Linked DNA regions of Mus musculus: region 1 is linked to region 2. Evidence: chromatin loops called from intact Hi-C (ENCODE). Cell type or tissue: heart. All regions are shown on one strand. Each heading gives the region's core, and the rest is flanking DNA. Links, peaks and the distances in the headings are about the cores only.

Region 1 (15,674 bases), core at 3,304-11,303, 55 kb before region 2:
CTGCCTAGAGTTCAGAACTAGCCTTGGCTGCAAGTGAGAAGACAGTCTAAATAAGCTGAAAAAAAAGTTACAAAACAGCCCTCTGCATCATGGTGCATACCTGATGCAGATGATATCCCAGCCATCGGGAGACAGAGGCAAAGAGAATGATGAGTTCACGGCCAGGCCTGCGTAGACCTCTCAGCCAAAGAGGAGGGGTGGCCATGTGCTCGCTTCCACCTGCTTCCTGCTGCTGTGAACACCAACCTCACGGTCCTCACAGTCAAGCAGATGTCATTGCTATGTTCTTGAACTTTTAGAACTGTGAGCAAAATAAACCTCTTTTCCTTTGTTACAGCAGTGGGGATCAGAGTAAAGTGCACCTTAACTTTGTAATGATGAAAGCTGTGATAGCTTTTTCTAAAAAATGTTTTTATGTGTACAGATAGCTTGCTTCTGTGTGTCAATATATGTACACCTGTGCATGCCTGATACCCAGGAAAGTCAGAAGAGGGCTTGGGACCTCGTAGAGCTGGAGTTATTGATAGTTGCGAGTCACGGTGTTGGTGCTGGGACTCAAACCCAGTGTCCTGCAATAACAAGTGCTCCTAACCACTGAGCCATTTCTCCAGCCCCAGCTGCTTTTTTAAAAATTCACCTTTCTCTATCTTTTTTTTTTTTTTTTTTTTTTTTTTAAAGATTTATTTATTTATTATATGTAAGTACACTGTAGCTGTCTTCAGACGCACCAGAAGAGGGCATCAGATCTCATTACGGGTGGTTGTGAGCCACCATGTGGTTGCTGGGATTTGAACTTCGGACCTTCGGAAGAGCAGTCGGGTGCTCTTACCAACTGAGCCATCTCACCAGCCCCCCACCTTTCTCTATCTTAGGAAAATATTTAAGCATCCAAGTGATGGTTCAGTTCAGTGATTGCATAGAAGTGTGAGGCTTGAGTGGGATACTCAGCAACACACACAAATTTCAGGTGTCCACAGCAAAAACACTAGTTAATAAGCCCCAGCAGTTATTTTGCCATACTTTGTTGTTCTTGTTTAAAGCCCTTTATATTTTCAAGCAAATCTGTCCTTGGCATCATTTGTTTCAGGCAAAAGTACTTAGCTCTTACTTAGCATTTGCCACTGTCATTAACAAAATTTGGCAGTGAGTCTGCAGTGTCTGTTGCCAGATCCACAGTCCCCCAGTTGTCAGAAGAACCCCAATCAGATCAGGTCCATAGAAGGTCTGCTTTTCACATGAGCTCCCCGCACAACCCAGCTGACCCCAGACCTACAAGTCCTCCCATCTATCTCTGCCTCCCAAGTGCTGGCTCAGCTTATCATCTTGTGCCTTCTGATAAAGACAGCTTGCAGAATACTTTCTGACACTCACTTCTACTGCCTGCCTAGCTTAGAGCAGGGTCTGAAGGTGTCGCTGTCAGGGGACTTCAGTGATATTTCTTTCACAAAGGAGCTGAGGTGCTTAGTGTCTGGCCCACAATCAGTTGCTCCTAAACTAGTGTGAGGCCCTGATGCCTTAGAGTTCATGACTACACAGCAAGTAGTTTTAACAGAAATAGGCTAAAAGAGAGCCATGCATGGTGGCCTACTTGCAGAATACTGTCCTTAGCGAGGCATGGTAGTGTAAGCCCAGCATGTATTCTGAATGCAGTTCCAGCATTCAGAAGGTAAAGGCAACAGGATGAGAAGTTGTTTGGTGAGCACTGTTAGTCTCAGCATCTGGGCAGCAGAAGCCAGAGGATCTCAGTGAGTTCTAGAACAGATAGTCTGCAAAGTAAGATTCAGTTAGGACTACTTAGAGAGACTGTGTCTCAACAAGAATCAATGAGTTGTCATGTGAACAGCTACTCGCCCTAGAAAGTACCATCTTGGGAACAAATGAATTTATTGGGCATGCTTATAGAGGATGGATAAATCCCAAAACAGCCATCCCACCAAAAGTCTCACCTTAGAAGCTATTTCTTGTACCTGCATAGATGAAGTCCAACCCTTCAGTTAGAGCCATCTTACACACACACACACACACACACACACACACACATATATACACACATGCACACAAGCAGCAGACTAGCCTCAAATTCACAGAAGGCATGTGCCACCACATCTCTTACACCTCTAAGACTTTGCAACTATTTCACATAGAGACTAGAAGAAAGTGGAGGAAGGAGTGGCTGGAATCTCAGGTTAGCATCCTTTGTGGGTGTTCACAGCCACTCAGATGGAAATAGTGAAGGTTATTCTGTTGTTATGCTCAAAGGACAGCATTCTTTGTGGGGTGGGAGGTGAGACAATTGTCTCTCTGTGCTGCCCTGACTTTCCTGGAACTCTATGTACACTCACCTGCCTCTGCCTCCCTGGTGCTGGGCTTATACCACCATGCCTCGCTAAGGACAGTATTCTATAACAGAACTTCAACTCTTCCATATTATATTTAGTGAGTGGAAGACCAGCATGGACAGGAAAGATTCTTCTCTGAAAAAAAAAAGAAAAGGAAAAAAAAAAAGAAAACCACTGCAGCTCTTTGCCCCATCTACTGCGAGGATGCAGACCGTTCTCAGCAATGAGACTGTCGACATTCCAGAAAATGTCGACATCACTCTGAAGGGGCGCACAGTTATTGTGAAGGGCCTCAGGAGGACTCTGTGGAGGGACTTCAATCACATCAATGTAGAACTGAGTCTTCTTAGAAAGAAAGAGAAAAGGCTCCCGGTTAACAAATGGTGGGGTAGGGCTGGTGAGATGGCTCAGTGGGTAAGAGCACCCGACTGCTCTTCCAAAAGGTCCAAAGTTCAAATCCCAGCAACCACATGGTGGCTCACAACCACCCGTAATGAGATCTGATGCCCTCTTCTGGAGTGTCTGAAGACAGCTACAGTGTACTTACATATAATAAATAAATAAATCTTTAAAAAAAAAATACATCTATTAAAAAAAAAAAAAAAAAAAAACAAATGGTGGGGTAACAGAAAGGAACTGGCCACTGTCAGAACCATCTGCCGTCATGTTCAGAACATGATCAAGGTGTCACACTGGGCTTCTGTTACAAGATGAGGTCTGTGTATGCTCACTTCCCATTCAACATCATTATTCAGGAAAAGGTCTTTGGTTGAAACCCAAAATTTCTTGGGTGAGAAATTCATCCATCCATAGTGTTCGGATGAGGACAGGTGTTGTTTGTTCTGTCTCTCAAGCCCAGAAGGATGAATTAATCCTCAAAGGAAATGACATTGAACTTGTTTCTGATCCAGCAAGCCACAGCAGTTAAAAACAAGGATCTCAAAGTTTTTGGACAGCATCTGTGTGTGTGAGAAGGGGACTGTGCGGCAGGCCAACGAGTGAGGCCTTGGTTTCCTAGTTCCAGAAACAAGATCCTGATCACAAGTACAATTTGGGCTCTTTGGGGAGAATAAAAGACTTATATATTGAAAAAAAGAAAAAAGAAAAAAGAAAACCACTAGAATATTCCAGGGTCATGTTATAGAGCCTTAACAAAGGTAATGACACTGAAGAGGGAAGGGGTGGATTTAGTGTTAGTAGTGGTGGTGGGTTTTGGTTTTGTTGTTGTTATTGTTGTTGTTTGTGGTGGTGGTGTTTTGTGAGGGGTTGGTTTGGGTTTTTTTTAGATAGGGTCTCTACATAGTCCTGGCTGTCCTAGAACTCACTCACTGCATAAAACAGGCTGGCCTTGAATTCAAAGAGATCTGCCTGCCTCTGCCCCATGTGTGCTGAGATTGAAGGTGTGTGCCATCATGCCCAGCAGGTTTGGGAAATTTGTAAAGAGAAAAATTGGCAGGACTCGGATGGGTGGGAATGTGAAGTAGGTGGAGTCAGTAATGATCTGGGTTCCAGCTCGGGTCCTGACTAACGAAATCAAGATGGGGAGTTAATGGAGTAAATGAGGGTCTCCTGAGCGAGCGAGCACAGGGGTTCGGTCTCAGCACTCACCAATCAATCAACCAACTACATACTTAAAGGAAAATGGTGGTGAATTAAGTTGAAAAAGTACACCCTTTCCACTAAAGCAACTATTAGCCTGGCAGAAGCTGCCAGGTATAAACCTTGGGGCTGAACAGCTTCCCTGTGGATTTTGTTGAGGATTTTTAAGACATAGACTAGTTACAGCAGCCTGAGACGAAAAAGGCTATGTGAATGACCAGGGACCAGGGTGCCACACTTCAGACAAATCCTACAAGATTGTAAGCTTCTAGTTGTGGCTTTGTGAATGACAGGTAAAAGGCCAGCAAGAATTGAGTAGCCTTAGCATCGTAGGCGTGCAGAAATAGAGCCATCCACAGGGATCGGGACAGCAGGTCTACCCACTGCCTGCCTTTCTGGTTTTTTTCTTTTTTCTATGCTTTTGGCTCTAGATCTTAAAAATATCTCTCAGTTCCAGCCCTGAGCTTTACAAAACCTCAGCAACTGCCAGGCCTCCAAGAAGCAGTCTTCTGTTTGCAGTTTCTACTGACAGTATTAAACATACTCAATATTCAACACTAATTTGCAAGGCATTTAAAGAAAGTAAGGAGAATGGGCTGGCAAGATGGCTCAGCAGGTAAGAGCACTGACTGCTCTTCAGAAGGTCCTGAGTTCAATTCCCAGCAACCACATGGTGGCTCACAACCACCCATAATGAGATCTGACGCCCTCTTCTGGTGTGTCTGAAGTCAACTACAGTGTACTTATATATAATAATTAATAAATCTTAAGAAAAAAAAGAAAAGAAAAAGAAATTAGGAAAATGTAGCCTATTCACAGGAGGAAAAGCAGTGGACTGATTGATTATACAAATACGTAAAATTCAACAAGCAATGGTGGCACACGCCTTTAATCCAAGCACTCTGGAGGCAGAGGCACGTAGATCTCTTAAGTTTGAGGACAGCCTAGTCTACAAGTGAGTTCCAGGACAGCCCAGGTTACACATAGAAACCCTGTATCAAAAAAAAAAACAAAAAAAAGCAAATGAGGTAGTGATGAGCAGTCAACTGGAGTGCTCGTTGCCTGAAAAATGAAGATCTATTGTCTTTGTCAGAGTAAAAGAAACCATGGACAGAAGAAACCAGTTCCACAGTGACTAACCAAGTGAAGAGTGTCATCAAGACACCAGTGAAAACGACAAAGGACTTTGAGCTTCAGTAAAGAACTATGAAAATGTGATAACAGATTTGCACAGGCTAGCAGTGTAGCTCAATTGGTAAAGGGTCTGCTTTGTGTGCAGTGTCCTGACTGCACTTCCCAGCACTGCGGAAAACTGGCTACAGAGGTGCACACCTGTAATCCTAGCACTTGGGATGTCAGAGCAGAAGGATCTAGAGTTCAAGGTCATCTTCAGCTAAATAGCACATTTGATGTCTACATTAGACATTGTCTCAAAAAAACAAAAAAGAAAGAAGCTCGAGATGACTCATGGGTAACAAACACTGGCTGTTCTTTCAGATGACCCAGGTTTGAATCAAACCCATGTGGCAGCTCACAGCTGTCTCCAACTCAGGTTCTGGGGAGGAGAGGATCCAGTGCTGCCTTCTGGCCTTTGAGGGCACTGTGTGCACAAGTGGTACACTTAATATACATGAAGACAAAACACTTAGTACACATAGAATGAATAAATTGAGAAAAGTGATGAATCAGACTTACCTGACATTATCCAGTTGGGAAGATGGGAAGAAAAGAATAAAGAAAAGCAATGTATGAACCCTAAGGGACCTATGACCCATTATCTGGTATATTCCTATTCAGAGGGTATAAAAGGGGCCAGAGAATATTTGAATAAAGAATGGCTGAAAACTTTTCAGATTTAGGGACATGAACCAGTACTTTTTAAGTCTGAAACAAGACACATGAGAGTCAAACTGCTAAAAGCCAAGAAAAAGTAGAGAAGTGCTTTGGGTTTGTGGCGGCAGGTATTCCTTTGTTAGCGGATTCTCAATTCTAGAAATTTAACCTAGGGCCTTACACATGCTTGACAAATGTTCTCCCACAGAGCTGGTCTCAGCCCAAATAGACAGAGATCATGAAACCAGCAAGATCATTTCAGTACATACTTCTTTAAGAAAATGAGTCAGGAGTGGTGGCAAAGTGACTGTTAGGGTGACTACACCAGAATGATTGGGGGGGGGGGGGGGATGGGTGAGTTATGTGTTGTATGTGTGTAGATGCCTCTTCATTTGTCTCTCTCCATCTTTTTATAATTGAAAAATATCTTTATTTGGATGAGATCAGTGCCTCAGCATTTAAGAGCACACTGCTCTTTGTCCCATTGCTGGGATGAATCCCCAGGACCAACGTGACTTGGGCAGGAAAGGGTTTATTTGGTTTACACTTCCAGATCCATCATCAAAGGGAGTCAGGAAAAGCACCTGGAGGCAGCATCTGCTGTGACGGCCATGGAGGGGCGTTGCTTACTGGTTTGTTCCTCATGGCTTGCTTTCTTACTGAACTCAAGACCACCAGCCTAGGAATGGCAGCACCCACAATGAGCTGGGTGCTCCTGCATAGATGGATAATTAAGAAATGCCCTACAGCTGGCTCTTATACAGACAATTTCTCAGTTCAGGTCCCTTCCTCTCAGCTAAGTCTAGTTTGTGTCTCGTTGACATAAAATGACCGAGTATTCTTCCCTAGCAGCTGCGTGCTGGGTCACTCTTTACCTCCCATTACTTGAGTCTGTGGAGATCAGACTAAACTCCATGGGCACCAGGCATGCACATGGTGCACACACATATACAAGCAGAACACTCATATACTTAAGATTAAATAAGGCATTTTTTTTTTAATTATGTGTTGGGCATGGTAGATACATCTTTATACCAGCTTTAGGAGGCAGGGGCAAATGGATTTCTGTGATTTGGAAATCAGCCCAGCTTACATACAAAATTCAAGGCCAGCCAAAACTATACAATGAGACCCTGTCCCTGGTTTTTTGAGACAGGGTTTCTCTGTATAGCTCTGGCTCTACTGGAACTTGCTCGGTAGACCAGGCTGGCCTAGAGCGCAGAAATTCGCCTGTCTCTGCTTCAAGTACTGAGATTAAAGGCCTGATGAGACCCTGTCTCTTAAATGAAAAAAAAAATGTATACAGACACATGGCTTATGAAAAATCAAAGAGCAACTATGAGTAATCACTTCTCTGCCTCTACCATCTGGGTCCCAGGGACACAGGTCCTCAGGGTTGGTCACAATCGTCCCACATTCTAAGCCTTTTTTTTTTTTTTTTTTTTTTTGAGGCATGGTTTCTCATTGAGCCTAGAACTCAGCTAATTCAGCAGGACTTGTTGACCAGCAGACCCCAGGGATGGTCCTGTCTTTACCTCTCCAGTACTGGACTAACAGACATGCACAGCTACACTTGGCTTTTTTATGGGTGCTGGGAATCTCAGTTCAAGTTCTCATGCTTGTATGTGTCAAGCACTTTACCAACTAAACGATCTCCTCCAACCCTACCGTAGTTCTTAAATTTTGTTTGTTTGTTTGTTTGTGTGTTTGTTTTTCTTTTTTAAGAATTCTTTATAATGCCAGCACTCAAGAGAAAGAGGTGGTCTCTATAAATTTGAAATCAGGCTTGTCTACATAGGGAGTTCCAGACCAGCCAGTACTGCAGAGTATGTTTTTGGTTGGGAAGAGAAGGTGTGGAGAGTGGAGAGAGAAGGAAGCCCCCAAGATTACTTCCCGTTGTCTTTGGGGAGTAAAGCACGAGTAGTGACAGACTGGTGGGGTGTCAGCTGGCTGCACAGAGGATGTCCATGAGTCTTCCTGTTGAACATGAGATCAGCAGACAGAGACAGCCTCGGCTTAGGCTTCTCTTCCTGTCCTGCTTCTGGAAGCACATCCTGTGAGGCTCTTTCCTGTATAGTTCACGCTAACAACAAAAAGCAGCTGTGGCTTCTCTGTTCCATACAGCCGCAGTCCTTTCTTATATAGGCCCATTCTGGCCTTTTCTGTTTTGTTTTTGTTGTGGTGGTGGTGGTGGTGGAGGTTTTTCAGGACAGGGTTTCTTTGTATGGTCCTGGCTATCCTACAATTCAATCTGTAGACCAGGCTGGCCTTGAACTCCCAAGTGCTGGGGTTAAGGGTGTGTGCCGCCACCACCCAGCAGCTCCTTGCATCTTAAGAAGCAACATTAAGAAGTGTCTTCATGAGCCGGGCGTGGTGGTACATGCCTTTAATCCCAGCACTCAGGAGGCAGAGGCAGGCGGATTTCTGAGTTCGAGGACAGCCTGGTCTACAGAGTGAGTTCCAGGACAGCCAGAGCTATAGAGCTATACGGGAAACCCTGTCTCAAAAAACCAAAAAAAAAAAAAGAAGTGTCTTCACAGTTGCTCAGTAACTAAACTCATTGTGCTACTCCCAGCCGGCAGTAGTAATAGAGTCTAGTCTCCTGGACACACTGGGTCCCAGTTCAGGAGGCAGACACAGATGGATCTCTCTGATTTCAAGGTCAGCCTAGTCAAGTGGTGAGCTCCAGGCCAGCCTAGGCTTTGTGACACCCTGATTCAAAAGATTAATTAGTTAAACTTGGTCTCCTATTAAACAAAACTTAGAAATCATTTGTTCTTCTGTAACTTGAACTGGGTGTAGATTGTTTCCAAGCTAAAGTTCTGCTTTTCTTCATTTCAGGTCACTAGCAGATTGGACCTCAATAAGTAGCAGCCAGTGTTATATTGCATTTTACTGTTCTTGGTACATAGTTTGGTGTCTAAGTGACAAACTGCTGCAGTGTGAGTAGCTGCAGTGCACACAGTGAAAGCATTTGCTGCCTAGATTGCACTCACCTTTACATCGCAGCACATCCTGCTGGACACCCTCTCTGCTTCACTTTGTAGCTGGCCACCCACCCTTTATCTCAATAGCAAATTTGTTTTGATCCTGCCTCCCTTCCCTCTGTCTTCAAGGCCCTCAGTGTAACAGAGAAAGGTGAAGGGTGTCGGTTTGTAGTTGGGAGCAGCAATACAAAATACCAACACAGTAAGAAGTATCCTGGCAGTAGTGGGCCCTCCTTATCAGTTGAAATGCTTCTAGAAACAGTCTCGCTATTGGGGGACTGTAGGAGTGTGAGCTTGGACGTGTGCTCCTTCAACAGAGGGATTGCCTACTCCCAGACCAAGTATTCAGAGATCCAGTGTATATAGACTTGGCTCCCACTTCTTAAATCACTAGCTTTGCACAGACCAGGTTTGGTTTAGGAAGGAGCCGAGTTTCTTCTCCCTCTTGACAGCCTGCAGGAGTCCTAGAATGAAAAAATGCCACACATCATGTCAGATGGCCTTATATCTTATCTGAATTCCAAAACTACATGAGAATATTATGCCCTCAATTTGAAAGTGAGGAAACTGAGTCTCCAGGCAGTTGGGAAATTTATCCAAGGTAGTACAGTTGATAAACTTGGAGCCGAGTTCTCAGACTCCAAAACATGGGCCCTTTCCACTGTCTGAATGTCTCGGAAAGGCTCAGGCCGTCCTTACATACGGGAAATAGTAAACCTTAGTGGCCATGATCATTTATTGGCCCCACCTTCCCTGCCAACTCCAATTGCTTTTTTCTTTTCTTCTCAGTGAAGAAAAAATGACTGCTGCTCGGATTAGAAAATGTCACAAGTGTGGAACTGGCCTCATCAAGTCTGAAGGCTGCAACCGCATGTCTTGCCGCTGTGGTGCCCAGATGTGCTACCTCTGTCGAGTTTCTATCAATGGCTATGACCATTTCTGCCAGCATCCTCGCTCTCCAGGAGCCCCTTGCCAAGAATGTTCCAGGTGCTCCCTGTGGACCGACCCCACTGTGAGTAGATGCGTGTCAGTCCATTTCCATATATGAGAAAAGAGCAATACATTCCTGTAATGAAAAGTACTTTGTATTTACGTGACAGGTTCAGACTCATAGAAACATACAAACCAATAGCCACAGGGAAAACGGAGAATATCAGAAAACACTCACCTTGAAATACACTGAGTGTGGTGGACATGCCTTGTAGCCATTATCAGGAGGCTGGGGTAGGAGAATCACTAAGCAAGAGAGGGTGACCCCATCTCAAAAAAAGAAAAAAGTCTTGTGGACAAATCACTTCAGTCACTTAGGGGATAAACATTTTCTCTGCCATCTGGAGTGTTATACAGGACAAGGGAGAGTTATAGACAACACACTGCTGCCACCAAAACCCAACAGCTTTCACTGCACAGAGTGCTACAGAGTTCTGGGGAGCCTACAGACAAACACGACTGCATGCCTCTAATCTCAGCACTCAGAGGATGAGACAGGAGGGTTACAAGTTTAAGGCCAACCTGGGCTAGGTAGGGGGACCCTATCCCAACAATCTTTTCAAGGAAAGAAAAGCCAAATAAACATGTTGTAATTCTAGGATACAGTATATTGTAGAAAGGCAAGGGTAGTTTAATATTAGCAGCCTTCTTAATGTAATTCACCATACTGATGCAGTTAGATGTTAACAGACTGAAGGGACTCAAAACCTTCACTCTTGATTTAAACTTTGAAAAATACCATTATTAGAGCACATGCCTAGCATGCAAGAGACCCTGCATTAAATCTCCCAAACCACAAAAGAATACTAAAAAGCCGGGTGGCAGAAGTAGCACACACCTTTTTGGTTTTTCGAGACAGGGTTTCTCTGTGTAGCCCTGGCTGTCCTGGAACTCACTCTATAGACCAGGCTGTCCTCGAACTCAGAAATCTGCCTGCCTCTGCCTCCCGAGTACTGGGATTAAAGGCGTGCACCACCACGCCCAGTTTAGCACACACCTTTAATCTCAATTCTTAGGAAGCAGAGGCAGGTAGGTGGCTCTCTTAAGTTCAAAACCAGCCTGGTCTACAAAGCAAGTTTCAGGACAGCCAGGAACTTGAGAAAACCAACTATACAGAGAAACCCTGTCTAATAAAATAACAGCAACAACAACAATAGGGTGCTAGAGAGATGGCTCAGCAGTGAGCGTGTGCTGCTCTTGCAGAGTGCCTGTTCAGTTTCCAGCACCCACATGGTTGCTTATAGCCGTCCCTGGCTCCAGTCAGGGGATCCCATGCATCCTTCTGACTTTTGTGGGCATCAGGAACACACACAGTTTACAGATACAAATGCAGGCAAAACAATCATACACAAAATCATTTTTAAAACTTTTAATAATGCCAGGCATGCAAATCCCAGTACTCAGGGAGGCAATGCAGGCAGATGTGTATGACTTCAAGGCCAGCCTGGTATACAAAGCAAGTTCTAGGTCAGCCAAGGGTGCTATACAGAGAAACCTGGTCCAGGGGAGAGGGGTTGGGGGCTGGGAAGGAGAGATTTACTAGTGTTGGTCAGCATCTATACTCCCATCAAAGAAGAAGTCAAAGGAAATCAGAAGTTGAAGGCCATCTTCAATTACACACAGGTTCCAGGACCTCTTAGGCTGTATGAGACCAACTCTGTATCACAGGGAGACTGGAGAGGTGGCACTGCAGGTAGGATCACTGGTTACTCTTCAGAGGACTTGTGGTCCATGCCCAGCACCCAGTGTTGGCTCACTACCTCCTGGAACTCCAGCTCTAGAGGTTTCTATACCATCTGTGGCCTTGGAGGACACGCCACACCTATGGTACACAAACATACATGTAGACAAAACAAGCAAACACATAAAGTAAGGAAATCTTTTTTAAAATAAAATGATCCTGTCTATAAAGAAAAAAGAAAGATGCCAGGCGTGGTGGCGCAAGCCTTTAATCCCAGCACTCGGGAGACAGAGGCAGGCGGATTTCTGAGTTCGAGGTCAGCCTGGTCTACAGAGTGAGTTCCAGGACAGCCAGGGCTACACAGAGAAACCCTGTCTCGAAAAACCAAAAAAAAGAAAAAAGAAAGAAAAAACCAGGTAGCAGCTACAGCAGTTATAATCCTAGCACTTAGGAGGCTGAGGTAAGAGTCTGGGCTATATAAGAGCCTATCTCAAAACAACAAAGCAAAGCATGTTGTATTACTGAAGTGATGACACAGTTATTCATCAGCTTCTCAAGAGCTAGGATTATAGATGTGAGCCATTTCTTCATTCTCTCTTTTGGTTTTTGAGACAGGGTTTCTCTTTGTAATTCTTGCTGTCCTGGAACTCACTCTGTAGACCAGGCTGGCCTCGAACTCAGAAATCCGCCTGCCTCTGCCTCCCGAGTGCTGGGATTAAAGACATGTGCCACCACGCTCGGCTCATTCTCTCTTTTTATTATTATCTTTATTTTATGGTTTCCTGCATAGATGTATGTACACTTCTGTGCTTGGTGTCTGTCTGCCAAGGCCAGAAGAACGTGTTAGATCCCCTGCAACTGGAGTGCCACATCCTTGTGAGCCACCATGTCAGTACGAGGGGCTGAATCCCAATCATGTACCAGAGTAAAAGGCACTCTTAACCACGGAGGCATGTCTGCAGGCTCCATTGCTTCGTTTTAAACTAGGAAATGGAGGCAAAACCAATCTGTTGAGCAGAAATGCCCTAATATAGTATGAAACAGTGCTTCGTGATTTTAGTAGTTTCAGACTAGTCAGAGTGACCCAGTAGTGTAGCGAAAGCTACAGGGGCATAGAAGAGGTACAGGACCACCAGATTTAGCCTTTGGGGGCCCAGAGACAGGGCCGGAGTGGCTCCGAGGTTCTGAACTGTGGCAAGTCTGAGTGCCACTGGAGCACTGCATAGTGTGACAGATCACGTTGTCTACTATTAGGGTGGGAGGTTTACAGCTCGTACGGAATGCCTGTCCAGACTGTAAGAAGCACCTCTGGGAAACCAATGGGTAACTTTAAATATCCTGCTTAGAAGCAGAATAAGAAAAATAACAGACAGAACCAACTCCCCAGGTTATCCACTAACCTTCACACATGCCCTGGGGCACACACATACAAATAAGTGAATAGATTTTTTTTTAAAGGAAATGTAAATTATCTTTGGCAGAAGACTATATACAAGAGAAATGAAAAACTGAAAGAGAGCCAATGAGATAGTTAATGGGGAAAGATTGTGCTGCACAAAATTCAGTCCCTAGAACCTACCAAAAGGTGGAGGGGGGAAAACTGACCTGCACACCACACATACACACACAGATAATAATCACAAACTAAAATAGGGAAATTCTTACAGCTTAGGCAATTCACCAACATGTTCTTCTCTAGAGTAAAATGACTTAGTCAATCAATAAATGTTGTAATATTAAAAAATTATTAGCCGGACAGTTGGTAGCTCATGCCTTTAATTCCAGCACTTGGGAAGAAGAGGCAGGCAGATCTCTGTGAGTTTTAAGCCATCCTGATCCACACAGTGAGTTCCAGGACTGTAACTCAAAGAAGCCCTGTCTCAGAGAAGGGAGAAAAGGGGAATTAGAGAGATAGCTCAGTATCTAAGAGCACTGGCTTCTCTTCTGGAGGACCCAGCACCCGCACGATGACTTACAGCCATCTATAACTCAGTCCCAGAGAGGCCACATGTGATGCCCATACATACATGTAGTCAAAACAGCCATATGCCATAAATGCTAAAAGTTTTTTTAAAAGAATTATCAACATTGGAGCTGGAGAAATGGCTCAGCAATTAAGAGCATTTGATGCTCTTGCAGAAGGTCACAACCATCTGTAACTCCAGTTCCAGGGAATCTATCTGCCTTCCTCCTTTGGACTCCCTAGGCACCAGGAGCTAGTGTAGTACACAGACATATATGCAAGCCACACATATATGTAAGTATTTTAAGCTCTAAGTAACAGCAAGCCTAAAAATAGTGTGAAATGGTCTAGTGAGATGGCTTGGTGGGTAAAGGAACCCTGCTGCTGAGCCTGATAACCTGAGTTTGATCCAGGAGCCGTGTGGTAGAAGAAGAAAAACAGCTCCATCAAGCTGGCCTCTGACTTCCACGCGTGTCATGCACACAGTGAAAAATAGCAGTAATAACAATAATAAAATACAAATAACAAAGGTTGGTTATGACTTTAGCTACTCTCAGCTAATCTCCCCTTGCTCTGGGAGACAAATGTTTTGCTAGTGAGTTAACTCTGTTTACTTCCATGGGGAGAGATAGGTAAGAAAGCAGAGTTACAGGAAGCAGAAAAACTTGTGCAAAGCTGCCAGCTGTGCACACTGAATTCACATAACCTTCGTGGGGACAGCTTTGTACAGAGGAGGTTGTTGTTGAGATGGTTTCTCGCTGTGCTACCTGTGTGGCCTAGAGCTTAACTTGCAATCATCTTGCTTAAGCATGTTCCCGGCCGGCCGAGCAGACGTTTGGATTTCAGATGATAAGCAGCTCATCAGTGCTGGAGGGCTACAGAGCTGCTGTGTGCTACTTGTTCAAAGATGGTGCATTTAGAACCACAGTTTTTAAATGCTCCGAAACAAGATGTATGCCATATTTTATATATGCTCAGATTAGAATAAGACCCCCAAGATGCAGTATGTATGTCAGTTTTCTCCAAATATGGAAAATAATGTGAAAGGATGATGTGTAGAAGAAGAGTTATGGATAGCCGGGACCACAGACCATTGCCACAAGGCCAGGACTGAGGATTGCCAGCATGGCGTGGTAAGGGTGTGGCCCGTTAGTTAACAGGGGCTGCTTTCAACTGGCACTTACTGCTGCTGGTTACCTCAGGCTGCTTAGAATTGCCGCAGCTCCCAGCTCCCAGAGCTGAAAATCTGTGCCTTAGTGTAGAGTCTTCCTGGTTTTAAAAACTGGCATTTACTAAAGTATCTTGAAAACTCTCAACCAGCATCCTGTCACCCAAAGCAAAGGCCTTTTTCTATCTCTGGTGTGGAAATGTACAGCATACATACCACAGGAAGCAGTCAGGTCACTATTGGCCACTCTGTGGTCATGGATAGGGTGTCTTAAAGGCTGGCTTGAATCTATGTTAAAAAATTCTCAGGCTGGAGAGATGGCTCAGCAGTTAAAAGTACTGACTGCTCTTCCACAAGTCCTGAGTTCAATTCCCAGCAACCACATGGTGGCTCATAACCATCTGTAATGGGATCTGACACCCTCTTCTGGTGTGTCTGAGGACAGCTATACTGTGCTCATCATACATAAAAGAAAAAAGCTTGCTCAGAGCCACCACAGTGGGAAAGCTGTGATGCTCTGGGTGCCAGGCGTCCCTGCATCAATCAGCAGTGCTTTGTCAGGAGCAGGTTCCTATGGCCCATTGTGCCAGTGCTAAGTTGAAGGAATTAGCTGGTCATGCAGCTCAGCACCCAATGAGCCCTCTAGCAGGGAGGTGTCTCCAAGGGGGTCTATGGAACAGAGTAGAGGGTTTGTGTGTAGAAAGTGTAATTTTCCTAAATTGCTAGTTATGGGGAGGCAGCCTACAAGGGAAAGGAGAGAGGAGGTATGTCTCAGATACTTTAGGTCCTTTGATATGGCCTAATCATTCTGCCAGCTCCTGTCATTGTCTGTCTAGCTTGCATCTCTACGGGTTCAGGAGGAAATGGAGTCTTTTTCCTAAGCTAGGCCCTTTCGAGACCCCCACTTATCCCTAGAAACAGCACAGTGGGCATTGCCACATGAGGTCGGGAGTTTAGCAGCCTGGGCTGAGCTTGCTCTCTCCCCCATGCCTCCTCTTCCCCTACATGAAATCCTGTCTGCCTGCCATAGCAGGTACCTGTCCTTGGTTTTTTTGTTGAAGTGCCATCTTGTAGCCTGAGGAAGACTTTGTAGCCTGAAAAGAAGGTCAGGCAA
Region 2 (15,674 bases), core at 4,953-12,952:
CCGCGCAGGCCTTCAGGACCCCAGCGTGGTCCCCCTTCAGGTAGCGGCCGCCCACCTTGAGAGCCACCTTATTGTAGTCACAGAACTCAAGGAAGAAATCCACAGGGGTGTCGCTGCTGCTGGTGACCGAGGAATCACTACCCACCGTCCAGTACTTGCCCGTGGAGTCTGAGGAGGGAGACTACATGTTAACCCCACCTTGTCAGTCCCCAAAGGATTAACACTCCCTCCCGCTGTCAGCTTCCAGAACTGAGTGGGCTCAGCTGGATGTAAGGTACAGTCCCATAATTCAAATACTCAAGAAACTGAGGCAGGAGGATTACCTAGATTCAAGGCCATCCTGGGAAATCTACTGACATGCCATCTCAAACTACAAAACATAAGAGGGCTAGGCTAGGGTGGGGCATGGTGGCACATGCCTTTAAATCCAACATTTGGGAGGCAGAGACAGGTATATCTCTGGTCTACAAAGCAAGTTCTAGGACAGCTAGGGCCACAATAAGACAAACAAACAAACAAGTAAACAAACAAAAAGGACATATATCAGCAGCAGAGCCCCTGCCTAGAATCCCCCAGTGAGGGGCTGGGGGTGTGGCTCAGTGGTAGAGCCCCTGCCTAGAATCCCCCAGTGAGGGGCTGGGGGCGTGGCTCAGTGGTAGAGCCCCTGCCTAGAATCCCCCAGGGAGGGGCTGGATCTTAGCTCTGAGTCCAGTCCTCAGCACTGTAAGAAAGGAGTCCCGTTTGCCTTGCTAAGGCCACACACAGCACAGGGCTCTGATTCTGACTGACACCTCTGGATTGCTGTGTCCTCTCACTGGTTTTGGTCCCACAGCTAGCTAAGAAGGAATATCCTTATCTTCTATCTTCTCTCCCCACCCCCTTTTTTTGTTTGTTTTTGAGACAGGGTTTCTCTGCATAGCTCTGGCTGTCTTAGAATGTATTCTGTAGAGCAGGCTGGCAAGAACTCAGAGACCCACCTGCCTCTGCCTCTTGAGTGCTGGGACTAAAGGCGTGTGCCGCCGCCGCCGCCACCACCACCACCAGGCTCCACCTTCTTTTTCCCTTTTCTTTCTTTCTTTTTGAGATGATTCTTGGGGTTGGGGATTTAACTCAGCAGTAGAATGCTTGCCTAATAAGCTCAAAGCCCTGGGTTCTGTCCTCAACACCAAAAAAAAAAAAAGATAATTCTCCTGTCTCCGATTCCCAGATTGGAGCCACGACCACTCTCCCTAGCTGCTTCCCACCTTCGCTGTCTGCCCAGGTTGGGCCAGGAAAGTTCTAAGACAAGGGGGGAGGGGCTACCCCAGGCGGTCATAGGACACCCGTTCCCTAATGTCGGCTTTGAATGGCCAGGTGCATCCTCACCCAGTGAACCCACCTTTGATGTTGTAGGCGCCGTCATTGAATTCCAACTGGAAGACATCGTAACTGGAACGGTTGGCATCCAGAGTGCCCGTGACCTTGCGGCAGCCAATGAACCCGTGTTCCCCCCGGAACACGATGATGGGGCGGTTAATCAGCTTCATGAGGAAGAGTTCCGAGTCCCCTGCCACAGGGAAAGGGAGCCAGTGAGCTTCACAGCAACAAAGATGGGCCAGTCAGGGAATGGCTCAGCAGAGAGGGATACCAAGAAGCTAAGGGTCACAGGCTGCTGGCCTGAGGGTACACCAGCTTACAGGGATTCCCTGAACACACAGAGAGGTCCAGGTGGGACTGATGGTTGACCACGGGGTACTAGGGAAACAGGCTTAGGGTACGTGCCCCCAAGTGACTACCTGCTGTCTCCACCGAGGCGGCCAGCTGGCCATTTTTCTTGGCGGTCACAAACTTGCCGTTGGAGGCTCTCAGAGTGATCCGGCGGTCACACCACTCGATGTCAAAGTAGCAGCTGGCGTTCCTGGGGAAGAGAAGAGGGGCTGGCAACGTGGGGGCATCGAGCAGGCTGCCCAGTCCTGGGGGAAGAGCCAGGCCAGGTGATGAAGGGGTGTAGGGTGTCACTCACTTGGTGGACGCAGTGGATTGCACACCTCCGGTCGCCGTCAGTGTCCAGTACTTGCCCGTGTGGGTGCGAAAGGCACACTTTCTTGTGTCGCGGTCGATCTCCAGCTGGAAGGTCTCCTGATCGGTCTCTTCATCCTGATTGGCTGACAGGTCCATTCCTGCAGAGAGAGACCAGAGCCGGTCAGGCCACTGTGTGACCCTTGTCTCACTCAGATTCCAGGATCCACAGGGCTTCCTGAAGTGTGGCTTAAACTCCTCAGTGATAATCCTAAGCAGTGGGCGGGACCAGGCTACCAAATCAGCAGCCAAGGCTAGCCAGGAACGATCTCACCACTCAGGAAACAAACGGGAGACTAACTGTGAGTTCTGGGACCCCAGGCTACCGAGTGAGTAAGACTCTGTCTCAACAGGAGGGGAGGGAGCATTGAAGGATGGCTTGACCATAGAGTATTAAATTCAGATCGCTAGGAATGGTGTAAGAGCCAGGCGCGGTGGCATGAGCCGATAATCCTGTCACAGGGAAGCCAAGACAGATGGAGGCCTGGAGCTCAGGGACCAGCCAGCTTAGCTGAATCCCTGAATCCGGGCCACTGAGCGATTCTTGTCTCCAAGCAGAGAGTGGACATTCAGGAGGCAGAGGCAGATGGATCTCTGTTGTGAGTCCAAGACCAGCGTGGTCTACATAATAAGTTCTAGGACAGCCAGGGCTATATAGGGAGACTCTTATTTCTTTTCCTTTCTTTCTCTCTTTTTGTTTTTTTTTTTTTTGAGACAGAATTTCCCTGTGTAGCCCAGGCTGTCCTAGAACTCAGAGATCGACCTATCTCTGCTTTAATGCTGGAATGAAAAGCGTGTGTTACCACAGCCCAGGCTAGACTCCATCCCTGCCCCCATACATCCCCCAAAAGTATGGAGGATGACCAAAGACGGCACATATGATATGAATCTCTGACATCCATATTAGGGGTATACACATAAACAATCAAAATAGGATACTCCAGGCATGACCACAAGTTCAAGACCAGTCTGGGATACATAAGACATTAATCCCAGCACTCGGGAGGCAGAGGCAGGTGGATTTCTGAGTTCGAGGCCAGCCTGGTCTACAGAGTGAGTTCCAGGACAGCCAGGGCTACACAGAGAAACCCTGTCTCGAAAAAAACTTAAAAAAAAAAAAATCTGGGGATTTAGTTCAGTGGCAGGCGGGTTTCTTTAAACTCTAGTGCCCAAAATGGCAAGGAGAAAGGGGAGCAGGGGAGGAAGGAAGCCATCAAACTTCAAACGAACCACCCACAAAGATGTTCTAAGGCCTAGCAGAACTCTCCCGTGGGCCTGGATTGGGTCTTAAAGATCGGTTCCAGTTAGGCAACGCTGCCGTTATGTAAGGAATGGCCTGGTTTTGTAGCTACAGATGGAGGCGTTTCTGGGTAAGAAGCACCAGTGTGGGGAATTTGCTTTAAATACAACCAAAACCATTGAATAAACACACAGATGGCGCTGGTTCTGCGGAATGTCACATGGCGGGGTGCTGGTAAAAGGGGGCTCGCTACTCGCTTCCTGTAGTGGGTATGTGTGAAAGTAAAAGAATAGAGTAGGAGCCAGGCACATCGACCCACGCCTGTCATCCCACCACTCAGGAGGCCGACCTTAGCCTCCATGATGAGTGGGGCCCGATCTCAAAAATAATAAAATAAAATAGGGCCGTGGCTATAACTCACTTGACATGCAGAGTCCATCCCAGAACTGTGTAAAAGGGCGTGGCAGAGTGAGCCTGCAGTCTCCGCACTTGGATACCAGGGTCAGGAAGATCATAACTCGCAGGCCAGCCTGAGCTACATGAGACTCCACTCCATGCAGACAGACAGACAGACAGACAGACACACAAAGGGCTACAGGCCAGCGAGATGGCTCGTGGGGTAAAAGCAGCTGCTGCCAAACCTACCCACCTGCGTTCGATCCCTAGGTAGAATAGGGCAGGAGAACTGATTCCAAACTGGCACCACTGGGTGTGGGCACCACCCTCCACAGACAAAAATAAAAACAAAAGCAATAGGCTTTTTTTTTTTTTTAAAGAGAAGGTGGGCGTGGTGCTTCATGACTGTCTCTAGCACTCAGGAGGCAGAGGCAGGTGAATCTCATTTGAGTATGGGTGAGTTTGAGGTCACCTTAGTTTACATAATGAGTTCTAGGCCAGTCAGAGCTATATATAAAATAAAATAAAAATAAAATAAAGAGGGGGTCGAAAATATAGCTCAGTGTAAATTGTTTGCCCAGCATGGTGGAAGGCCCTGGAGTCTACCCCTAGTAACACACACACACACACACACACACACACACACACACACACACGCACAGACCACATGTTCCTTTAGAAAACTCCTCCTTTATCCCTGCCCCCACCAGCCACAAACCCTGAATGCTGTCTGAACCTTCTGGCATTTCCCTGCCAGTGGTGGTCCAGTCCAAACAGTGGCTCTCCCTCCTTTCCCTCTCGCTTCTCATTTATTTTCTTTAATTTTTAGAAAGATACGTCTTGTATTGTATGTATCGTGTGTGAACGTCTTGCCTGTGTGTATGAATATGCGCACATGTGCCTGGTGCCCTAAGAGGTCAGGTCGCCTGGAACTGTCATGAGCCACCCTGTGAGAACTAGGTGAATACAAGAACAAGTGGTCCAGAGTGGACAGTGCTGGAGCACACCTTTAACCCAGCATTGGAAGGCAAAGGCAGGCTGATCTCTGAGTTCAAGGCTAGCCTGACCTATAGGTGAGTTCCAGGGTAGCCAGGGCTGCTACACAGATACAAGACAAGACAAGAAGAGAAAAGATAGAGAAAGAGAGAGAGAGAGAGAGAGAGAGAGAGAGAGAGAGAGAGAAAGAAAGAAAGAAAGAAAGAAAGAAAGAAAGAAAGAAAGAAGAAAAGACACCAAAAAGCCAAAACAAACAAAAAACTGTCTGAGCCATGTCTCCATCACCCCCCTCCCTTTTCATTTTTCTTTTCTTTTTTTAAAGATTTATTTATTTTACGTATGTGACTACACTGTCATTCTCCTCAGACACCCCAGAAGAGGGTATTGAATCCCATTACAGATGGTTGTGACCACCAACTGGTTGCTGGGAATTGAACTCAGGACCTCTAGAAGAGTAGCCAGTGCTCTTAACCTCTGAGCTATCTCTCCAGTCTGCTTGTCTTGTTTTGAGAAGGTCTCACAGTGTATCTGGAGCTACCTTTGAAATCAGAGATCCACCTGCCTCTGCCTCAGGAGTTGGAATTACAGGTTTGTTGCATGGCTTTCTAACTTCTTGCTACATAGTAACACTACATGGTTTCCATGTCACATGACCTCACTGAGCCCCAATAAGGTGCCGCTCCCAAGGCTTTGACTCCACCTAGGAGTGGGATCTTGGGTCCTAACAAGATAAACTCATTGTTTCAAGGATCTGGGATTCTAACAATGTCCTCAGCTTGGAAGCAGTGTACACTGCCAGTCTCACAGTTGTCTTCAGGCGTCCTTAGGCAGCAGAACGTGGTATGGGATGGTAGATGCCACCTTCAGCCTTGCCCCTAGGAACTCATCCTTAGTTGACACTACACCCAAGAGTATGCCAGCCAATGCCACCCTGACCCAACCGAGTCTCTATCTGTGTTGTCAATGCCAAAGGCTCTTACCTCTACCTCACAAAGCAGAAGATGGAGCTCAGAGGTGGCTGGCCTTGGCCCAAGGTCACCCTGCAAGACCAAGGGGTCCCTTGACTTCAGGAGTGGGGATGGACAGATGCCTCCCCTTCTAGACATATGGATCAGCAGACATGGCTTCCATGATAGGTCCCCAAGGACCCTGGCCCAGTGCCTCCACAGGATCTACCACTGAAGCACAGAGGAGAGTAGGAGGGCCATCCCAGGCTAGACAGCCACCCCAAGGCCACAGCTCTGGGCTGTAGTCTGTTCAACCTTCTCAGGCAGAAATGGCTCTCCTGCCCCTGGCCCACACTAGGGATGGCTAAATATTAAGAGAACAATTGGCTACACATATACAGGGTGTCACCCACTGTCCCCTCAGCCTACCTGTAATTGACCTGCCACGTGCAGGGACAGCTGAGTTAGCACAGCATACTGGGCAGAAAAGAGCCACACCCAATGCTAGCGAGCCTAAGTGACCCCACCTGATCTAACCGTGCCCACTGCGGGGAATGGAACAGTCAGGGAAAGCCAGAACTGGGACCAGTCAGTCCCAATCTCTCTCTCTCTCTCTCTCTCTCTCCCTCTCTCCCTCTCTCTCTCTCTCTCTCTCTCTCTCTCTCTCTCTCTCTCACACACACACACACACACACACACACACACACACACACACACACTGATAAAGGTAATTAGATTTAAAATGTATTTTTTTTTAAAAAGAAAGAAAAACTGGCTTTGGGGGCGTGGCTCAGTGGTAGAGCCCCTGCCTAGAACCCCCCAGTGAGGGGCTAGGGGCGTGGCTCAGTGGTAGAGCCCCTGCCTAGAACCCCCCAGTGAGGGGCTAGGGGCGTGGCTCAGTGGTAGAGCCCCTGCCTAGAATCCCCCAGTGAGGAGCTGGAGGTGTGGCTCAGTGGTAGAACCCCTGCCTAGAATCCCCCAGTGAGGGGCTGGGGTGTGGCTCAGTGGTAGAGCATGTGTCCTGCACAAAGCCTCAGGTTGTTGGGGTTTTTTGTTTTTTTTTTTTGGTTTTAGAGACAGGGTTTCTCTGTGTAGCCCTGGCTGGCTTCGAACTCAGAAATCCGCCTGCCTCTGCCTCCCAAATGCTGGGATTAAAGGCGTGCACCACCACCGCCCAGGCCTCAGGTTTTATCCCCACATTCCCACAAATAAAAACCCCACTAAGAGATGGTGGCACACGCCTTTAATCCCAGCACTTGAGGCCAGCCTGGTCTACATAGTTCCAGAACAGCCAGGACTACACAGAGAAACCCTGCCTGAAAGAAAGAAAAGAAAAGAAAAGAAAAGAAAAGAAAAGAAAAGAAAAGAAAAGAAAAGAAAAGAAAAGAAAAGAAAAGCCACTCCCAGCCACTCCGGCAACCATCAAGTGGAGGCCAGAAGCCTGTGGTGACCTATGCCTGTCATCGCCGCACCCTGGAGACTGAGGCAGGAGGATGGAGAGTTGGAAGCCAGATGGGCTACAAGACAAAAACTACAACTAAAGTGGGTGGACTAAAGGAGTCGGAGTTTCCCAGCATGCTAGCTTCCCTCACACAAAGGAGAGGCCCTGGCCCAAGATGTCATGCGCACTGAGTTCAAGACAGCACAGTGCTGTGGACATACACCAACCTTCAACCTCCCAGTACCTCTGAAAAATGAGACGTCCAGACAGAGAACAAAAAGGGCCTCACCATGTGGGTCTCATCTCCAGGTACTGGAACAAAGGGGCCTGTGCAACCACTTTTTAATAAAGAGGCCACCAAGGCACCAAAGGTGGACTCCAGGCACCCTTCGGGGAATGTCTTCTCCGCTCTCTGCCTCAGTTTCCCTCCCTTGCCAAAAAGAATCGCCTCTCAATTCTGTTGGGACCGTGAAAGGACGTGAGGGCCTGTTGCCAAGGAGATGGTGGGCCCTCCCACCTCAGCCGGAAAGGGAAGTTAGCCCCCTTCCAGAATGGGCCCTCTAAGGCTCAGCCAGGGGGAAAGGCCCCACTTGGCCTTGGAATCATATTGGAGCTGCGTTGCTATGGTAACAGGTTTTCTGTGGGATTTTTTTTTTTTTTCAGCAGCAGCAGCACAGAAAACCTGAGTCACTGGCTCCTAGGAGCCCACGGAGGGGGCGTGGCTGTCTTCCAGCTTCCTAGGCGTCTCTGCGGTGACTCAGAGGGTCCTCTAACCCGCAACCCCCTTCCTGGGCTTAGCTGTTTGCCAGACTCCCTAGCGTTGTTGTTCGAAATAAGCAATCCTCACAACCCAGAAGGCGGCTTAGTTTAGAACCCTCCAGGACTTCACCGCCCAAAGTCGTACAGTGCTCAAAACTAAGCCATTCCTCGACCCAAGAGGGAAGCCGTCAAAAGGATACCCTACAAAGCCCAGCCTCACCTGTCACTCATTCTTAGCCAGCCGCCCTAGAAATGATGGGGACAAAATTCTTTGAAAGCATTAGAACCCAACAAGTAAGCCAGGGTGGGCAGTGTGGGGAGACATAGCACGGGGTCTCCTTGAGCCAGCAGGGGCTTGGGAGGGTCATGAGAAGCAAGGAGGAAAAGACCCTACCCACTACCCCCCATCCTACTCTCATAGGATCTCCACCTCCCAGGAAGATCCTGGCTCAATGTACCTCTGTGCTTTCAGATGGGGAAACTGAGGCCAGGAAGCCGGAAGCAGCAAATCTGCATGGAAGATTCACAACCCCAGACCAGATTGAGCCTTCCCTCTCCCTACTCCTGGCTAGCAGTTCAACACGTGTTTCCCCGAAGCCCAGCCCCGCCTCCCTGCCACGCAAGCCTGCCCAAAATGGCCTCCCCGGCACACCCACCCAACAGCTCACCCTCAAAAAGCCGGGGGAGGAGTTGGCTGACTTGGGAATGAGACTTGGACCCAGACATAGGAGGGCAGAAGAGGTCTGACTGTGTGTGACCCCAAGTTCCCATCAGATTCTCACCCCTTCAATTCCCGCCCCCTCCTGCCGCATCAGTGTGAATCATGCACAATCATGGCACCCTCAGAAAAGGGTACCTGTCCAGGCTCGCAAAACACACCCTCTAGCTCCTTTCAGGCCCCAAGGGCCCAAGTCACCTGTGCCTTGCCTAACCTTCCCCAGGGCACAAGCCTCGGCCACAGCTCTGTAAGCAGAGAGCTGGTCTCTCTAGGCTCTGGAGTACTCGTCATCTGCAGGATTCCCTCCAATCCCAGCCTTCCTCCTAGCTATGCAGGGCTTCTCTATTTGCAACTCCCTGCCTCCGGGCCTTTGCTGAGGCCCCTGCCTGCAAAACCAGTCCATAAACTTGGTGCATGCTCATTTCTATTCACTCTCCTGGGGCAGCTCCTGGGTCCTCAGAAGGGACCCCAGATCTTTATAATCTACTACCCCGATCCTGTACCCCCAATCTTCTGCTTTACATACCAGTCACATTCCCAAGAGACGTTTACCGCAGCTCGTATCTCAATGTTTGCTAAACAGGTGGGAACTCTGACCCCCTCGCCCAGCACTGTGAAACAAGAGAGGCCATGGTTCATTGGTGTGTGTGTGTGTGTGTGTGTGTGTGTGTGTGTGTGTGTATAATGAGAGAACATTCTGGCATCAAGTACACCCAGTTCAGCATGGTGCTGACTTACTGTGTAACAGTAAGCAAATGGTCGCACTTTTCTGAGCGTTATTCAGCCAAACTCAAGCAGGCCCCACCCAAGGCTTTGCCCTCTGCATTGGGGGAGGGGGGTCTTCCTCCCCACAGACTGGCTCCCATCCAGCTATCTCCAAAGCCTGGGGTTCAGTTTCCCAACCAAGGAAGCGAGATCTCACAAGCCCCTACCAGCAGGCAGCAAAGACCCTTTGAAGAGTCGGGGGTACGCCAGAAAGGAGGCGCCTACTTGTACCATGCCCATGCCGGTCGGAAATGGCCTGCCAGCCTGCTGGAGGCCCTGGATGGGGACAAATAGAGCTGCAAACGGTTGTTCCCAGCCAGAGAGGCCTTGGGGACCGGTTCACTCGAGAGTAGAGGCTTTTGGAGGGACACTCCGCCGAGTGCCGGACCGCAAGGCGTGCATAGGAGGGCAGGGAGGGCGCCTGGCGCGCAGCCACCCGCGCCACGCCGCCTGCCAGCCGGGGTGCGAAGGAAGAGCCAGGCGGCTTCACTCCGCGCCTTCTCAATGAACCCTGGACCAGGGACAACGCCTGGAGGGTTGGGGGTGGCTCTTCCGCAGAGGGACCCGCCTAAGCCGATCCCCTCCCCCAGCTCCGCCGCATCTGGTTTTCCCATCTGCAGAGCCTTAGCAGGACAAAGGGGACGAGGGAGGGCCCAGCCGTGGCGACCCGCCCCCCTGCTCACAAAGGCCGCGGCCCGGAGCGCCAGGCCTTAGCGAGGGGAGATGGAGTGGGGGAGGGGAAGCCCCTACGGACAACCCCACCACCACCAAGAGTCGCAGGGCCGACCCCGCCCAGCACACCCCGCCGGGATCAAAAGCCCCTCCAACCTCCTCTATCTCGCCATTTAAGGCGGGGAGGGCAGGGGTGACTGTCCCCTGGCCCTCCAGCCAAAGGCCCGCGAAACGGGAGAGGACGCACGAGGAAATGAACAAGGGGGGGTGTAGGGGGAACCCTTCCTCTCCAAGACCTGGGACAGCCTATCCTAAAGAATCGGCTCATGAATGGGGATGGCTCAGACTGGGAAGGAAGAGGAAACGGAGAAGATCTAAGCTAGGTCTATGGAGTCCCACGCCCCCAGCCGGGGGGGGGGGGGGTGGTGGTGGACAGTATTGCTTTAGAATGTGTTAGGCCTTACCCACTTCCCCACGTCACCTTCTCCCAGCAGAAGAAGCCTACGTCCTGAACAGAGGGGTGGTACATGCCTTTATTCCCAGCACAAGAGACAGGAAGGAAGATTTCTGCGAGTTCGGGGCCAGCCCAGTCTACATAGCGAGTTCCAGGATAGCCAAGGCTATCTGGTGAGATCAGATCTTTCAAAATAGAAGCCCACCTCCTCATGGCGGAGCCCAGAGGCCTGTGAGCCTAAAGGGAGCCCAGGAGGAAATAGGGAAATAGAAGGAGTGCAGAGATGCTTTTGTGCACTGGGTCAGGACCCAAGGGAGGGGACATGTCCCCAACTCACCCTGGCGCGTGGACACGTTCCTCTCGTTGGCCGCCTGCAGCACCACCTGAGCGCAGCTCTGTTCCAGGGCGAAGAGCTCATCTTTGCCCACCTTGGTGGCCTTGCCAGCCTTGAGGGTGCCGCTGGGCCCGGACGGAGCCAGGTAGCGACCTTCGCAGTCGCGAAAGGCCACCTTGCCGGAGCGGAACTCCAGCGTGAAGCCCGTGGCGGGCTCCGGCCGTGCCACAAGGCGCCCGTCGTGGCGCAGGAAGCGGTGGTCGGACGTCTGCACACTGTAGCGTTGGTCCTGGAAGGCCAAGGTGATGAGCGAGTCGACGCCCCAAGGCACGTCGCGGTCTACCGCGATCTCGTCGGCCGGCCGCGCGCTCAGATGCGCGTAGCGCTTGCGGGTAACGCTGTAGATGTTAACCTGCGGGTGCATGGCGATGTGCACGCTCCACTTCTCGGCCGGCGACACGCTCTGCGCGAAGCAGGACAGGCGGTCCTCGGTGCCGCCAAAGTAGCGCCGGTGAGCCTCGGACTGCAGCGACCAGCGGCCGTCGTCGTGCGCCACGACGAGAAAGCGGCAGTCGCCGTCGGGCACCTCGCGCTCGCAGGTCACGTTGCCGTCCTTGTCGGCGGCCAGGTAGCGACCCAGGTGGCTGCGCAGACACACGGCCGCGCTGCCCGCCTCATCGGGAGGTTGCTCCAGCGTCCAGATCTGCTTCTTTTTCAAGCTACTAGCGGATGCGTTCACCTTGAACCCGAACGCCTCGGCTGTCAGGTACTTGTTGCCGCAGCTGATGAGCCCGAACTGAATCTGCACAGCCTCTGCCGTGCCGTTGGCGGTCATGGTGGCGGAGGGCGGCCCGGTGGCCCCGGGAGCTTGGATAGCTGTGCCCGACCTCCTTTGTTCAACACGGCTTAGCCCGCTGCAGTTCTCCACAAAGCCAGCCCGGCGGCGCCCAGGGTTTTATAGGAGGATGACGTCACCGTGGCCACGCCCCTACCCGGGCCTGCCGGGGAGGGGGCTCTGCAGCGCGCGCCCGGTCCCCTGCGCTTCCCCGGAGTGTTTTTCTGGGGTTTAAGACCGGGTTTCACTCTGTAACTCAGACTAGGCTTGAAGTATCTGTGTGGCTCAGGCTGGACTCGAACTCATAGCAGTCCTTCTGCCTCTGGCCCGTTCGTGTTTGCTAGTCCATTTAACTGTTCCTCCACAGTCGTGCTCTGCAGTAGTTGGCTGATCTCCAACTTTCTCCTGCTCTCTGAGGCCATCCTGAAACACCCCTACCCCCAAACCCAGTCGATGGGAAGGACCAGGTTTAAGATAATGATCCCTTCAGGATGGAGGGAGGGTCCAGGGTGTACCAGGAAGTAGCCTTAGAGCCGGTCCTTGAAGAAGCCAGAGACGCCAGAAGGGTCTGGGGTAGAAAGGAGGTTAATTTCTAGAGAGGCGCATGCAGAGCCCTACCTGCCCCGCCCGCCTCAGGGTTTTTCAAGGCCTTGTAGCCTGGGCCTCCTGAGCAGAAACCGAGATTTCTATTCCCGGGTCAGCATAGAGTACAGCCACCTTGCTGACTCTAAATAAATTGTGGTAACTGTGGCCCAAGTCAGTGGCCCACAAAAGTCCCTACTGTGGTGATGCTCAAGCCCCGGGGTGCTGGTCTACCAGGAAGCAGGGTAGGTAAGGCAGGAATAGTGGTCTCTGTTTATGAAGACATCAGAAAAGCAGGTCAGCTCCCTAGAATGGCACAGCCCCAATGTACCTCCTAACTGCAGCCCCTCAGGGTTCCAGACCAGAGGGACATTCCCACAAACACCACCTCCCACCTCCCACCACACACCACCCCACGTAAGAACACTTCCCTTTGAGTTTCTGGAGGACTGAGACTTCTCCTGGGACATTCCCCACATGCCAGGCAGGCCCCTGGAATGCTGGCCCTACCCCAGGCTGCCCACAAGATCTGGGCCCCTGGCCCTTCCCAGCCACAGGCTGGGCAGGGTACTGAAACTGACCAGTCTTCACGGTGATCTGTGTCCAAACGCATCTCTGTCCCAGGCAAACCCCTCCAGCGACCATCAAAGGGGAAGGGGAGATGGCATGGCTTTCCCATCATCAAAGGTCAGTCCTGACAAGTCCCTAGAATCCTTGCTGGGACATCTAGTTCCTCCCTTAGAGGTCACAGGAAAGGTCACCAAGTTCGCGGCCGATAGCCAGCCATCCTCTCCTGCTGTGGGACTTTGCACAGGTTACTCTCACTCTCTGAGCTCTCCTTCCTCTGTAATAAAGACACATATTCCTGGGTACAGTGAGTCACACTTGTAATTCCAGAACTTGAGAAGCAGGGACAGGAGGATTGCTTTGAGTTTAAGACCAGCCTTGAGGGAGCAGGTCAGAAGACTGGAAGCAGTAACAGCCAAAACCCGATACTGAGGGTGCCCTCTCTGCCATCCGGTACTCTGTTCAAACCTGTTTAACCCAGAGCATCGCATCGTGGGCAGAATCGGACAAGTTGGCCTCATTACACACCAGGCTGTTAAGGTTAAGTCAATGCTGCTATGTGTCAGGGCTCCGTGAACGCTCTGTATTGATTAGTCACTGAACTTCACGTCAGGGCATGGGCGTGCTGGCCATCCGAGAGCTTTAGGCTTAAGCTATGGGGGATGCCTGGGTGTGGTAAGGCAAACGCCAGCACACCAGAGGTAAAGGCCGGAGAACCGACAACACAAGGTCATCCTAGGCCTCTGAGATGACCTTGAATGCCAGGCCAGCCTAAGCTATATGAAACCTTGCCTCAAAAACCCAAAGCTGGGAGCTCGGAGGGTAAAGGCACGCTCCCGGGCTGAGGGGCTGAATTTAGTCTCTAGACCATCATGATGGAAGGCAAAACCAACTCCCTTAAGTTGTCCACTGACCCTTCCCATACTGCCCCCTCTCACTTCATGTACACACACACACACACACACACGTAAATGCAAAAGAAAGGCCAGTTGTGCAAGCATGACCTCACCTATAAAGCCAGGCCTGTGGTGCACATCGAAAAGCCCACCCTGAGCGGTCGGCTCAGTCAAATCACTGAACTCAGCTTCAGTACGAGGGACTCAAATCTAAGGTGGGGCTCAGCAGTGAGCGAGCTCCTCTCAAGCACCCTAGTTCAGTTCTCAGCACCCGTGGGGGCTCACAACCACCTCTAACTCCAGTTCCCAGAGATCCAACAGTCTCTCCTGGCCTCCTCAAATCCCTGCACCCACAAATCTTTTTAGAATTTTAAACTGGGTGGTAGTGGTGCACACCTTTAATCCCAGTACTCTGAAGGCAAAGGCAGGTCTATCTCTGAGTTTGATGCCGGCCTGGTCTACAGAGCAAATTCCAAGATAACTGGACCTACATAGTGAGACCCTGTGTTAACAACGGAGGAGCTAGTCAACGAGATGTCTCAAGCAAGCGAAAGCGCTGGATCCAGGTCTTAGACCCACACAGAGGGAGAGAAGTGACAGCCACAAGTTGTTCTCTGACCTCCACACATGTGCTGTGGTGTACAGTGCCCACAGCCGCTCACACACAGACAATAAAACTAAGGTGGAGAGCTCTGGAGAAAGTTACCCATCACTAACCTCTGGCCTATACATACATGCTCACATGTATACACACACACACACACACTCATGCACATACATATACACACATGCTCACACACATGCACATAGTACACACACACACACACAAGCAAACACACGTGCACACATACACACATTGAAAGACAGTTGTGGAAGGAAACCACAGAAAGGCTCTTTGGGTTTTCCCTTAAGATGAGTTTGGGTCCAGCACTCAGAACAGAGGCTTAAATGTTGGGGGACTTCCATCTGGCTCTGGGTGAGATCATCTGTGGAGAATTGAGGTTCATCTCAGCAGAACCGAAGCCTTCATTGTTCTCATTTCATGTGCAGTCCTTGGGAACAGATAATACACCCACAGCCACACAGTTCAAATACAAAGGATGAAGCAGCCTTCACCCTCCCGCCTCCACCAGCAGCTAGAGATCTTCCAGGTGTTCTTTAAATGGAGACAAGCAAACATGGATACACATTCAACCTCACTGATGGTTTTGTTTGTTTTGTGATGTTTTCAATGAAAGTCATGGCCTTGAACATCTTAGGTGAGCAGTCTGTTACTGAGCCACACCCCAGCCCGTCAATGGGGGATTCTAGGCAGGGGCTCTACCACTGAGCCACGTCCCAGCCCCTCCCTGGGGGATTCTAGGCAGGGGCTCTACCACTGAGCCACGCCCCCAGCCCCTCACTGGGGGATTCTAGGCACTGAGTCACACCCCAGCCCCTCACTGAGGGAATCTAGACAAGCACTCTCCAGCTGAGTTACCACCTCATGTTTTGCTGTTTTGCTCTTGGTTTTATGAGAAAGGCTCACATAAGCCAAAGCTGCATAGGAACTCCTGATTTCCTCTTTCAGCCTTCCAAGTGCTGGGATTATAGGCAAGCACCACCTCCCCCAGCTATGTAGTTAGTTGTTTTGTCTTGCCTTCTCCTCCTCCTCTTCCTCCTCTACCTTTTTTCTTTTTTTTTTTTTTAAGATTTATTTATTTACTATATGTAAGTACACTGTAGCTGTCTCCAGACACTCCAGAAGAGAGCGTCAGATCTCATTATAGATGGTTGTGAGCCACCATGTGGTTGCTGGGATTTGAACTCGGGACCTTCGGAAGAGCAGTCAGTGCTCTTAACCACTGAGCCATCTCTCCAGCCCCTACCTTTTTTTCTTGAGGGAAAGTTTTGCTATGTAATCCTGGCTGGACTTGAACTCAGAGACTAAAGGCGCGTGCCACCAAGCCTGGCCACACCTGTTTTTCCCCTTGGGTTCCAGGTCTTGGGCTTCGGCTGTAAGTGCTTACTGTCC

What was found. Hi-C counts contacts between places; a loop is a spot of excess contacts. Peaks named below come from ENCODE experiments on the same cell type or tissue, not always from the same donor. Only the 100,000 strongest peaks of a DNase experiment are listed, where the experiment ranks them.
Region 1: a loop joins it to region 2, with 5 times the contacts of the local background. A loop is called at or near these places in 3 of 42 quality-filtered maps.

The regions. Positions count from the first base shown.
Region 1 is chr5:143,009,720-143,025,393 of GRCm38, reverse strand. Rnf216 (ring finger protein 216) reads left to right here. Exons shown (of 17, transcript NM_080561.4): 15 at 9,548-9,770. Among named protein-coding and RNA genes, the nearest start is that of Gm43380, 21 kb to the left of the region's middle. In heart, for the core only: no CTCF peak of the experiment used is centred there; a DNase peak (open chromatin) is centred at 7,743; H3K27ac peaks cover 1,476 bases.
Region 2 is chr5:142,956,390-142,972,063 of GRCm38, reverse strand. Fscn1 (fascin actin-bundling protein 1) reads right to left here and starts at 11,709. Exons shown (of 5, transcript NM_007984.2): 1 at 10,784-11,709; 2 at 2,003-2,159; 3 at 1,776-1,897; 4 at 1,379-1,546; 5 at 1-168. The coding sequence starts at 11,615. In heart, for the core only: a CTCF peak has its summit at 11,713; DNase peaks (open chromatin) are centred at 8,493, 9,023, 9,903, 11,703 and 1 weaker place; H3K4me3 peaks cover 5,439 bases; H3K27ac peaks cover 5,528 bases; H3K27me3 peaks cover 49 bases.